Linked DNA regions of Homo sapiens: all the other regions are linked to region 4. A link is a contact called in ENCODE Hi-C or POLR2A ChIA-PET data. All regions are on one chromosome and are shown on one strand. The core of a region is the stretch at or near the end of the contact, and the rest is flanking DNA. Distances in the headings are between cores, read along the strand shown. Region 1 holds the start of ZYX (zyxin). Region 2 holds the start of GSTK1 (glutathione S-transferase kappa 1). Region 3 holds the start of CASP2 (caspase 2). Region 4 holds the start of TPK1 (thiamin pyrophosphokinase 1).

Region 1 (2,700 bases), core at 73-2,572, 1.5 Mb after region 4:
TTCTTGGTCATGTCATCCAGCAGTGAGGACAGAGAGTCGATCTCCAAATCAATACTGCTCACCTTCTCCCTGGGCTAGAGGGTCAGAGGTCAGAGCACCTATTCCATGCCTCTATCCCCCCACCCCCAAGGCAGAGGTGCAGGGGAGGTAAGAAGAAAGGGCCCTCTTCTCCTCTCCTTGGGGGTGTCCAGTGCAGCCGCCCCTCCCAGGCCTCCGTACCTGTGGTGGGGGCGGTATGGGGGCCTCAGGCCCTCCCTCCTCCTCCGGAGGAGGCGGCGGGGAAGGGAAGATCTCCTCCTCCAGAGGCGCAGGGGGAAATGATTCCTCGATCGGGGGAGGGGGCGGCGGGAAGGCACCTCCCAGAGCACCCTCTGCATCGTCGCCATCCCCAGCAAGGGGAGGTGGAGGCAGGGGAAAGTCTGGGGTAGGAAGGAGAAAGACGTCGGCCGGGGTCCCTCTACCCCTCACCCAAGCTCCCCTCAGTTAACCGCTCTAACCCCTAACCCAAGAACTCTCTCAGGGGTCCCAGAGCGTGTGGGGAAGCAAAGGAGGGGCGCAGGGCGCCCTGGGAGTACCAGGTCAGGAAAGGCCGGGCGCACTGCCGAGGAGTGGTGCAGCTCCCGTTACACTTCGGAAAACGGACCCGGAGGGGAAGATTCGTGCCCCACATTCCCGACTCCCACTCCCAGGCGGGGGACTTGGAACGGTCCCAGGAGCCCTGGCTCCCAGCCACGAGCTCCACGATGAGGTAAGAACATCTGCTCGGGACAGGGTGGCTGCGCCCAGCCCCCTCGGCAACAACCTTTCCAGACATCCCCAAATTCCCGAAACGACTGCCCCCCACCCCGGCTCCTGCCGGGGTACATTCCCCAAGCCCCGCCGCATACCTTCCGGGGGCGGCGGGGGAATCTCGCCCACCCGGCCCATCTGTGCGCGCTGGGCCCCGGGTGCCGGGGGAGGCTCGCTGTCCCCGGGCCGGAAGGGATTCACTTTGGGCTTTGGGGCCACCACAGGGCCGAACTTCTTCTGCGGGGCGTAAAAAGCCGGAGCCGAGACCGAAACGGAGATCGCGGGAGACGGGCGGGGGGCCGCCATGGCCGGGCCGGGCTGCTGGGGTGGGTCGCCGGGTTACGCAGCGCGGAGCCGGGCTCAGGAGCCCCAGGCGGTCCCAGCTCCCCTTGGTGACCCCCACTCGCCCCCTCCCGGCGCCCCGCGCCCCCTCCCCGTGGGGCCGCCCTGCCGCTCCCCGCGCCTCACCGCAGGCCGGAGCGTGCGCGCCGCGTCTCGGGTGGCCGCCTCGGCGCCGGGTCCGCAGACTCTGCGTCCCGGTCCGGAGCAGCCTCCAGCCGGGCGGGGAGGGACACACGGAAGGAGGAGGGAGGGAGAAGAGAGGGGGCGGGGAGAGAGCGGCGCCCAGACCATACAAGGAGCGGCCCGGAGAGGGGGCGGGGAGAGCGGGGAAGGGCGGACCAGGCAGGAAACTCCCCCAGGAAGGGGCCCTGATCCTGCCTCAGGCCGGAGGCTCCGCCGAGGTCCGCTCGCCCCCACCCCACTCACTGCCGCCCCCGCCGCCCCAGCCCGGCTCAGACCCCCACTCCCTGAGCACAGGCCTCTGATGTCATTTCCTGACCTGCCTCCCCCTCCCCGCCCGACCCGCGGGTGCCCGAGATCTGACTCACCGTCCCCCTCCGGGCTTAGCCGGCGGAGGTGGGGCGGGTGCCGCCGAGGTAGCCACGCAGCCCCTGTGCGCCTCCGGCCCGGCCCAGCGACCTCCTCTCGGGCCTGCCGTTACCCGGTCCCCTCCTGCCACCACCCGCTACCCGGCCACCCCGAGTCCGCCTGGGGTGGCCGAACGTATGGAGCTGGGCTCCAGGGTGCACGGGGATGGGGGGTGAGGAGCGGGGCGTTCTCCCTCCCAGCACCCCCCAGCTGACTCTGTGCCCGGAGGGGGTGTGTGAGCCGGAACCTCCAGCATTCTTGGGGATACGAACTTCCAACGCTGGGCAGCCTCTTAAGGCTTCTAGGAATTCGCATCCCCAGCGCCCCAGCCAGCAGATCGGTTGCGAGAGGGACCGTTCGGGTCCGCGGGGCCGGGAATGGAGGTGGGAGGGCGGGGCCGAGGCGGCGGCCGCCTGCGGACTGGAGACCCGGGAGGACGGACGCGGACGCGGGCTGCTCGTCTTTTACGGCCCTTCAACGCCCACCACGACCCACTCCTCTTGGAGACCCCGGGCGACGGTGGGGCTCTTGGGCATTCTGAGACTGCGCTTGGTGGAGACCCCGGGCGACGGTGGAGCTCTTGGGCATTCTGAGACTGCGCTTGGTGGAGCCCCCTACTGGCCAGACTGGATTTCTCAGCCTGCGACTCAGCCCCAGGCTACACGAAAGAAGCCAGACCTGGGTAATTCTTCTAGTTCTTTTTTTTTTTTTTTTTAATTGCACTGGGAAACTTCCCCAATCTCGGCCCCAGTTCTTTCTCCAAACTAAGGAGTCATGGCCTTTCGCCCGCTAGTCCAGTATGCACCCGTAGGCGCTTCATTTTCTCTCCTCTTGTCAGCTTTTACTGCCTCCTGAGGCCTTCGTCTTGTTCACACTGAGTGTCCAGTCCCTCCAAATCCGGCTACACTCTACTGGCAAGGAGCACCTGGGCCATGTTTTAGAGATCATCCGAGGACTAACCCCAAAAGTTTATGAAGAGAA
Region 2 (2,700 bases), core at 53-2,552, 1.6 Mb after region 4:
CAATCCCTCAATCTCCGACTTCTGTGTTTTTCACTGGATACCCTGTCTACATCCCACTCTCTTCACCTTTTTCAAGCATCACAGACAAGAAATCCTTGGGGAAGTGGATGGGAATCTGGAGATGGTGTCTCAGGAGCTTTAAGTCATTTGCCATGTATAGTCCTTTGCGGGGAAGCAGACCTGGAGGCTTGTTTCCTGCCAGGAGAAGGTTGGGCACGCTAAGTGAGAAAAGACCTAAGGGTCCCAGGTTTGGGGACCTCGACGTGGGTTTTGGGCAGAGGGCAGCTTCCTTTTTTTTCTCTTGTTGTTTCGCTCTTGTTGCCCAGGCTGGAGTGCAATGGTGCGATCTCAGCTCACCGCAACCTCCGCCTCCTGGGTTCAAGCGATTCTCCCGCCTCAGCCTCCCGAGTAGCTGTGGTATACAGGCATGCACTACCACGCCCGGCTAATTTTGTATTTTTAGTAGAGACGGGGCAGAGGGCAGCTTTCTGGCTGCCAGTGCCAATATAAGGACCCGCTGGGGTCGGCTCTCTTGGGCCACTGAGATCACCCCTGCCCCGACCCTCCCTTCCTACCACTGTCTTTCATGATCCCTGTTATGAGGCTGGGCCGCAACTGCAGGTTGATGTTCCAGATATTCTGATACCGGCACAGGATCTGCGGGCAGAGGTCAAGAACGATTGCCAGTGTGCAAGATGGAAAAGTGAAAGAGCCGAGGGAAAGGGAAGGGAGGCGCTAAGTGCAGAGCAGGGGTTATGCGGACACCCTACATTGTTTGGTTTGAAATTGGCAAAACTCTCCTCACTACTAGAAATCTATTCCAGGATCTTCGCTCCTGTGGCCAGTTTTCCCCAAAACTGCCATCGTTGGGCTAAGAGGTGGCCGTGTTCTGCATTTCTCCCTGAATGTTTGGAGCCGCCCCTCTTTCCACCACCGTGGGAAACTGCAGTCGGGATATAAAGGCTCGGGTTGGAGCCAGCGACTCTATTCCGTTTAAAAGCACAAAGTGACCTTCAGCCCCGGAGCTCTCCCTGCTTGCCTTAACCCCTTGGGCGGCGCCAGGAGTTACACGAGACCTCTGTCCCGGAGCCCTGCGCTCACTCTTCCCTCCGCCCTCACTCCCCAGACACTGCCGAGGCGACCCCTCCCAGCGTCACCTCGAAGCCCAGCCAGGAGTAGGGGGACAGCACGTCATAGAAGAGCTCCACGGTGCGCGGCAGGGGCCCCATGCTGCAGGCTCCGGAAGAGCAGTGGCAGCAGGAGCTCCTTTTCCCGGAACCCGGCAGAGGCTGCCCAGCTTCTGGGCCTGCCTGGGACCGCCCACCGCCTTAGCGCGCAGCCTCAGAGAGAAACTGCCCTGGTAGAGGTCCACCTCCGGCGCAGCGGGGCAGGGCCAGCCTACGGCCCCCAGCCAGGGGCGGGGTGGGTAGGGACCCCTTGGGGAGCGCGCAGGTGTGGACAAGGGGCGCTGCAATCGCCTTTGCAAAAATTTTAACAGTGAGAAAATTACGAAGGTGAAACAGATCTGAACTCACCAACTCCATCGTGCCTTTAACCTCCAAACTGCCCTTGGTCATTCCTGAGCATGGGACGAGCTAATATAGGGAGAAATTTAGTTTATAGTTTAAATGATAATAGCCCTTCCCCAAACTAAACCAGTTTTATAAAACTAATAAAAGTCCACAAGTTTAGGATTATGAGAGGGGCCTGAATTCTGCTAAGATGTAGGCATTAACAATTACCAGACATTGTTCCAGAGGTCACAAGCTCTGCAACTTCCCCAATTATTCCTGTAAATAACCACTTTTGTAGAACCTAAGACTGGCCTTTGAAGATACCTTCTCAGACTTTTCCATTTCTAATGACAGGATGACTCCACCTGGACCAGTGACTCCTCTGTGGCCCGCATCCAAATGCAACTCGGTGCACTGAGGACGGTTTTCCACACCCCTGTGATTGCATCCCCAACCAATTAGCAGCACCCATTCTCTAGCCCCTTGCCCATCAAACTATCATTAAAAAACTCTAGCCGGCGGGCATGGTGGCTCACGCCTGTAATCCCAGCACTTTGGGAGGCTGAGGTGGGTGGATCACTTGAGGTCAGGAGTTCAAGACCACTCTGGCCCACATGGTGAAACCCTGTCTCTACTAAAAATGCAAAAATTAGCCGGGCATGGTGGCATGTGCCTGTAATCCCAGTTACTCGGGGGGCTGAGTCAGGAGAATTGCTTGAATCCGGGAGGCAGAGGTTGCAGTGAGCCGAGATCATGCCACTGCACTCCAGCCTGGGTGACATAGCAAGACTCCCTCTCAAAAGAAAAACAAAAACAAAAACAAAAAAACCCACAAAGTCCCCTAGCCTCTGCCTCCGAATTTTGGGAGGCTAATTTGAGTAATAATAAAACTCTGGTCTCCTGTTTAGCTGGCTCTATGTGTATTAAACTCTTTCTCTATTGCAATTCCCTTGTCTTGATAAATTAGCCCCATCTGGGTAATGGGCAAGATGAACCCATTGGGCTGGTGTCAGGGTGACTGTCCTGCTCTGCAGTGGAGTCTTGTGGGAAGGGGGTAGTTTGAGATGCCTGCAGTGCCTTTCACTTAGCTGTGCCCCTTGGGTGAGCCACTTGACCTCTCTGAACCTATTTCCTCATCCTGCATACACATGGGGAATATCTAATGATAACACCTGCCTTATGACGA
Region 3 (2,700 bases), core at 196-2,695, 1.5 Mb after region 4:
TTACCCAAGACTTTCAGGAAAAACTGGCTACAAGAAAAAGAGCTATACAAATAAAAAAACCTATTTAAGAATGAATCACTTTCGAATACGTCAAAGCAGTAATAACGATCACATATAACACTGCAGCTGGGATACTAACCAGTGGTGCAGCAGATTTCTTCCATTAGTTTACCAGTAGTATTCGCTCCTTAAATCGTTCTCTTCCTCTGGTTTCCATGACAGCATTCTTTGGGAGTCTTCTCTCTGCCTACCCAGTTCCTGTTTTCTTTAGAGGGCCTTTGGCCTGCCCTTAATATTGATATTCCATTAGGGACGCCCCTTCAAAGAGCCTTTCCCTAGACAATCTCACCCATACTTGCAACTTACTGACTTATAGTTCTTAACTCTCTCGAGTTCCAGACTTGAATTTTCAATCAACTCTTTAGTTTTAATCTGAAGCATCACCCCCTCTGCACACCCGCTCCTTCCTCTACTCTGTAGTATGAGAGTCTTAAACGTGAACATTATAAAAGTTTCCAATCATTTAGAATTTCAGGACACAACTGGAAGGGGAGGAGGGGCGAAGGGCACCACGGAGTTCCTACGTCTTAATTCTGTGTCCTTCTGCAGGTTCCCTTTGCGAAGACCTTAATCTTCAGTCTCGAGCAGGAGGCATTACAATGTTCTCCTGGGTGATGACTGCCATGAAATGGAATGACCGGGGCAGAGGCATGGACACTCGGAGCCACAGGAACCCCCTTGTTCTGCCAAAAGTACTCAATTTCCAAACCCTGTATTGACTTCTTTGAAAATCTGGTCATTCTATGCAAAGCCATGCAGATCATGATACAATCGATACAAATCAAATGCACATCAGGCAGAGCACCGAGGTCTGCAGAAGGTCTCGTCGATTTTTAAGGAGACAGAGTATGGTCTTTTTATAGTTTCCCTCATAAGGGAGCCAGAGGAAAGGATGAAGAATCTTCAAGAGAACCCAAGAGCGGGCAGGACTGCAAAGACCTCCCCTTTAGAACCCTCGTGGGTTGAACAAAGGGAGGCTGGGGCAGTCTTTTCCCACGAGAGACAAGGCCAAGAGGTCCGCCCGCGGGCCCTTGCGCGGAGTCAGGCTCGGAGCGGCTCGGGCGGGCGTCCCACCCTTGGCAGGAAGCGCGGACACGGCTGCTTTCCGGGGCTCCGAGGGGAGGGGGCTGCAGGGCCGCACGCCTGGGGGCCACGCTCCCCTTCCCTGGGCTCCCCTAAGGAGCCCTAAGACCGTTCCCTACTTACCTGCGTCCCCTGTCAGCGGCCATCAGCTCCTTGTGCTGGAAGGTGGACCAAGACCCCGCGCTCGGCGCCGCCATTTCCCGCTTTTCCCGGGCTCTCCGCTGCGCACCGCCCACAGCCCAAACAAACCGGGGGCCGTCGCTTCCCCCACATCCCTCCCCTCAGACGCGGACGCACACTGCGCCTGCGCCTGCGCCCTGCCGCGCCCACACACCAGGCCACCCAGTCCCCGGCCCGGTGCGTGCGCAGGCGCAGAGCTCTAGCGGCGGCCGCGCGGTCCAATGGGGTGAAGTGGGGTGCTCGGCGGACAGACAAAAGGAGGGGAAGGAGCGGGGCGGGGCAAAGGGCGGGGAAAGAGCGAGGGCGGGCGGGTGTGCTCCGTTCGGCCTGGGAATCCGATTGGTTATCGATTCCCGCGGAAATCACCCCGGTGCCTCTCGCGCCCCCTGGCCGGCCTATGGCGATAACTTCACGGAGACGGGCGTGGCTGGAGTTTTGCTTTATTGAAGTTGAACGGTTGGGGCCAGGCTGCGAAGGAGACTGAGAGCGCGACAAGGCCCTGGACAGATGCCCGCGCGGGGAAGGAAGGCTGGCTTAGGAGGGGGCGTCAGCTATGGTTTAGCAGCTTCCAGCGACCGAAACCTACATCACAGCCGCAGCACACAATTCCAGGAAACCTGGTGCTCAATATTGGGATCTCAGGAATCAGGACCGGCGGCTGGGGTGAAAGCCTAGCGGTCAGAGCTTAGGAGTGAGGCAGAAGCTGTTAGAGACTCTTCGCAAGTGACCCCGGGGCTACATATGGATGATTCAAGAGGGAGTCTCCTCGCCAGAAAGTTCACATGTTTCACTCCTTCTGGCCTTCATACCAACCCATTGTTAAAACTGGAAGTCCCTCCACCTGGGGTCACTGACTCCACTGTTTTCAGATAGGATGGGGACCCTGCACTGGAGACTGCTCTCTAGCCCCTGGGCAGGAGAGGCACAGACACTGCTACGCACGCGGAGCAGGGATCACCAGCGCTTTGACTGACTTTGCTCGTCCAGGAGGCTGGGGACATGCGTGCCCATGCTCAGCCCACCCCCTCTGTAGACACAATTGGTCGCCCATTCTGTTTATAGGAAGTCTTCCATCCTGCACCAGCAGCTGTCCCTAGACAGGGATTGGGAGACATGCAAGTTGCTTGGCTTCCTATTACCTTGTGTTGAAAACACAATAGGCTTTGGGATCAGGAGTTCATTCCAGTTATTTTAATGTTATTTACTAGCAGTGTGCCCTCGTGCACATTATCAAACTCCTCTGACTCTTGGAATCCTCATTTTTCAATAATAACTCACAAAGCTGTCAAGCCTAAGGGTTCTAACAGCTCGAACAGCACCTGGAACAGAAGCAATAGCCGCCACTCAGAGGTTACTTCTTCCTTCTCCGCCTTCTCT
Region 4 (2,700 bases), core at 201-2,700:
GAATGTTAAGGCCGATTCATGCTGACTTCCTGGAACTAAATCAAATTGCAGTACTTCAGCAATGACAGGAAACATCCTCTCCATTTACACAGGGCTTATATCCAGTAAATGACTTTAAAATTTACTTCATCCTCTTCATTTACATAGGGCATAAGCCAAGTAACCAATGGAAACCTCTAGCTGGCATTTAAACCCCAGAACATTCTCTAACGGCACTCTTGAGCCCCTATCCTCGGGCGCTCCCAACCTATGGGGTGTACTTTCATCTTCAATAAATCTCTGTTTTTGCTTCATTCTTTCCTTGCTTTGTGCGTTTTGTCCAATTCTTTGTTCAAGACGCCAAGAACCTGGACACATCAACTGGTAACAGCTCTTCATAGGATAAACACATGGCAACCACTTGTCTATTACATGTGCAGATAGTTTCCTTGTACCCCAATTGTCTTTTAGGTTCATTAAGGTCATATTTAAACATGGACTTTTGAAATTTGTTGTAGCTAAACCCGTATATAAGCATTTAGGCTTCCTCCTTCTTTGGGTCTTTTCTTGTGGACTCCCATGCACATAGCTGTAAGCTTTTCCCCTGTTAAACTGTCTTAAGTCAATTTAACCTCTTAGGCCCAGGTGGAAACCTTAAGAGGGTAGAGGGAGATTAGGTTCGCTCACTATTGGAAAAGCCTGTATTGCAACAGTGACGCTCTGCAGCTGCAGATAGGTGGCTTAAAGTTTCTTCCAACAAAAACATTCTGTTTCCACAAAGCAAAGTAAGGAAAGCTCTTAACGGAGTGTTCCCTAAAGAAAGCTTTTTTTTTTTCTTTGAGATGGAGTCTCGCTTTGTCGCCCAGACTGGAGTGCACTGGTGTGATCTTGGCTCACTGCAACCTCCGGCCTCCCGGGTTCAAGCGATTCTCCTGCCTCGGCCTCCCGAGTAGCTGGGCCTACAGGCGCGCGCCACCATGCCCGGCTAATTTTTTGTATTTTTAGTAGAGACGAGGTTTCACCATGCTGGCCAGGCTGGTCTCGAACTTCTGACCTCATGATCCGTCCGCCTCGGCCTCCCAAACTGCTGGGATTACAGGCGTGAGTCACCGCACCCGGCCAGGAAGGAAAGCTTTTAACCCGACGGCTCAGGGAGGACACCGGTAGCAGGACTAGAAGCAGCACAGTGGAAAGTAAGTTTGGCTTGGAAGCTAGGTCAAGCATGGGTGATAGGGAATTCGCCACTTAGTTTGAAGCAAATGGCCTCCTTGTTAAAGCTGAGTGCAGAGGGCCCGGCAGCAGTACTACAGCTAGCAGAACCAGCCCAGAAAACGAAGCCTTGGAGACTTGAGGTGGGTAGTGCCGGACGCAGAGCACAGGGCGCGGCTCCCACTTGCCTCCGGCTCCCGGAAGCGGGCGGGGCCACCTCGCGTCCCGGGGGCTAAAACCTGCGAGCGAGGACCGCGCGCCAAGGCTCCTCAGCCGAGCGCCGAGCGGTCGATCGCCGTAGCTCCCGCAGCCTGCGATCTCCAGTCTGTGGCTCCTACCAGCCATTGTGTAAGTGCGACTGCTGCCGGGCGCGCGGGCCGCGGAAGGGGGCGGCCGCCTCTCGCTCCCCAGGTTCCCGGATGGTGATGGGTTCGCGGAGAGAGGCGGCAGGGGCAACCCCTCGGACCTCATAGCGGCCCGCGCGGCCGGTCTCCGGGGGCCCCCGCCCGCGGCGGTGCTGTAGGCGAGCCGTGGCGGGTCCCCAGCGCCGGGTGCTGCGCCGCAGCTCAGCTGGCTCCTGGGTCCCGGAGCGCGCCGCTGCCGAGTGCCAGGTTCAGGCGGCTCCCGTGCTGTTGGTTCTGCGCGATGTTTAATTAAAACTGAGAGTCTAACTTCACTTTTTTTTTTTTAATGCAGAGGCCAATAATCCGTTATGGAGCATGCCTTTACCCCGTTGGAGCCCCTGCTTTCCACTGGTACTGTATTTCTTTCCACGGTTTAGTGTCACTGACGTGCCCCTCCCCAGCGACGGGAACAGGTCGAAAGGACGGGGCTCTAGAGCCAGCGTGACTTCCAGCCTGGGTTCTGTCCCTGATTTCCTAGCTCTGTACCGCTAAGCATATCAGCCTCTCGCCGGTCTCATTTTCCTCATCTGAAAAATGAGCTTACGTATCAGTCCTTGCTGTGAGGACGAAATGACAAGATACAGTGTGTGTAGTCCGTGTGGAGCCCAGTAAGCGCTTCCCGGCTGTTGCGCCTCCACCAACAGCGCGAACAAATCTGGAACATAGCGGAACATTAGACATTGCAGGCATTAAGGACGGTCATCGTTGCCTGACCGTGATGCATTTTTAATCCATTGAAAGTGCCCCGAGCTTATCTAATAAAAGATTGGCAAATGATTATATCAAGTGTTTTAAATCTATATAACACTCAGGATATTTTATTCTTCTAAGATTTGAAATTACTGTGTAACCGAGTTCAGGCTGGGCTGCTCGCTGCTTGCAGAGCCAATCAACAAGGACGAAGGGCCCGGAAAGGAAAGTGACTACTTTCCAAAGCTAGCAATGGGGAAGTAGTCCAAGCTTCTGCCTTAACGAAACCATTTCAAATTTGGACAAAATGTAAGAGCTTATAAAGGGGCGCTTGGTATTGGGGCTCGGGGGCCCCAGTCTACGTGACTTGCTCAGATATTTATCTTGGGTTTTTGCCTCATCTGGTGAATGGGCTGGC

The links. A loop is a pair of places that touch in the nucleus more often than their neighbours do. ChIA-PET counts read pairs that join two places held with the same protein, here RNA polymerase II (POLR2A). Pooled maps may share reads with other maps.
Region 1: a loop to region 4 is called in a map of naive thymus-derived CD4-positive, alpha-beta T cell, with 5 times the contacts of the local background. The contact joins the promoter of ZYX here to the promoter of TPK1 in region 4. A Hi-C loop is called at or near these places in 2 of 168 maps with a recorded cell type or tissue (ascending aorta and naive thymus-derived CD4-positive, alpha-beta T cell), 7 of 37 single-sample maps with no recorded cell type and 19 of 50 pooled maps.
Region 2: a loop to region 4 is called in a pooled map, with 7 times the contacts of the local background. The contact joins the promoter of GSTK1 here to the promoter of TPK1 in region 4. A Hi-C loop is called at or near these places in 2 of 37 single-sample maps with no recorded cell type and 8 of 50 pooled maps.
Region 3: a loop to region 4 is called in a pooled map, with 8 times the contacts of the local background. The contact joins the promoter of CASP2 here to the promoter of TPK1 in region 4. A Hi-C loop is called at or near these places in 5 of 37 single-sample maps with no recorded cell type and 17 of 50 pooled maps. POLR2A ChIA-PET finds 5 or more read pairs at or near these places in 1 of 52 experiments (activated B cell).

Annotation. Positions count from the first base shown.
Region 1 is chr7:143,379,967-143,382,666 of GRCh38, reverse strand. It overlaps ZYX (zyxin), which reads right to left and starts at 1,322. Exons shown (of 10, transcript NM_003461.5): 1 at 1,258-1,322; 2 at 888-1,110; 3 at 220-419; 4 at 1-74. The coding sequence starts at 1,095. It overlaps FAM131B-AS2 (FAM131B antisense RNA 2), which reads left to right and starts at 1,642. Exons shown (of 2, transcript NR_161353.1): 1 at 1,642-2,401; 2 at 2,558-2,700. It also overlaps a transcript of FAM131B not described here. RefSeq lists silencers at 803-852, 883-1,912 and enhancers at 2,413-2,502, 1,626-2,526, 2,683-2,700.
Region 2 is chr7:143,262,043-143,264,742 of GRCh38, reverse strand. It overlaps GSTK1 (glutathione S-transferase kappa 1), which reads right to left and starts at 1,302. Exons shown (of 8, transcript NM_015917.3): 1 at 1,158-1,302; 2 at 576-657; 3 at 67-195. The coding sequence starts at 1,229. All of the region lies in intron 2 of TMEM139-AS1 (TMEM139 antisense RNA 1), which reads left to right. It overlaps LOC105375546 (a long non-coding RNA gene), which reads right to left. Exons shown (of 3, transcript XR_007060569.1): 3 at 1,536-1,595. RefSeq lists enhancers at 1,055-1,274, 1,093-1,387 and a silencer at 1,415-1,484.
Region 3 is chr7:143,287,096-143,289,795 of GRCh38, reverse strand. CASP2 (caspase 2) reads right to left here and starts at 1,445. Exons shown (of 11, transcript NM_032982.4): 1 at 1,267-1,445. The coding sequence starts at 1,340. TMEM139 (transmembrane protein 139) reads right to left here. Exons shown (of 3, transcript NM_001282876.2): 3 at 1,748-2,700. RefSeq lists a silencer at 1,069-1,818.
Region 4 is chr7:144,834,803-144,837,502 of GRCh38, reverse strand. TPK1 (thiamin pyrophosphokinase 1) reads left to right here and starts at 1,450. Exons shown (of 9, transcript NM_022445.4): 1 at 1,450-1,536; 2 at 1,885-1,943. The coding sequence starts at 1,901. RefSeq lists an enhancer at 1,240-1,309 and a silencer at 1,610-1,709.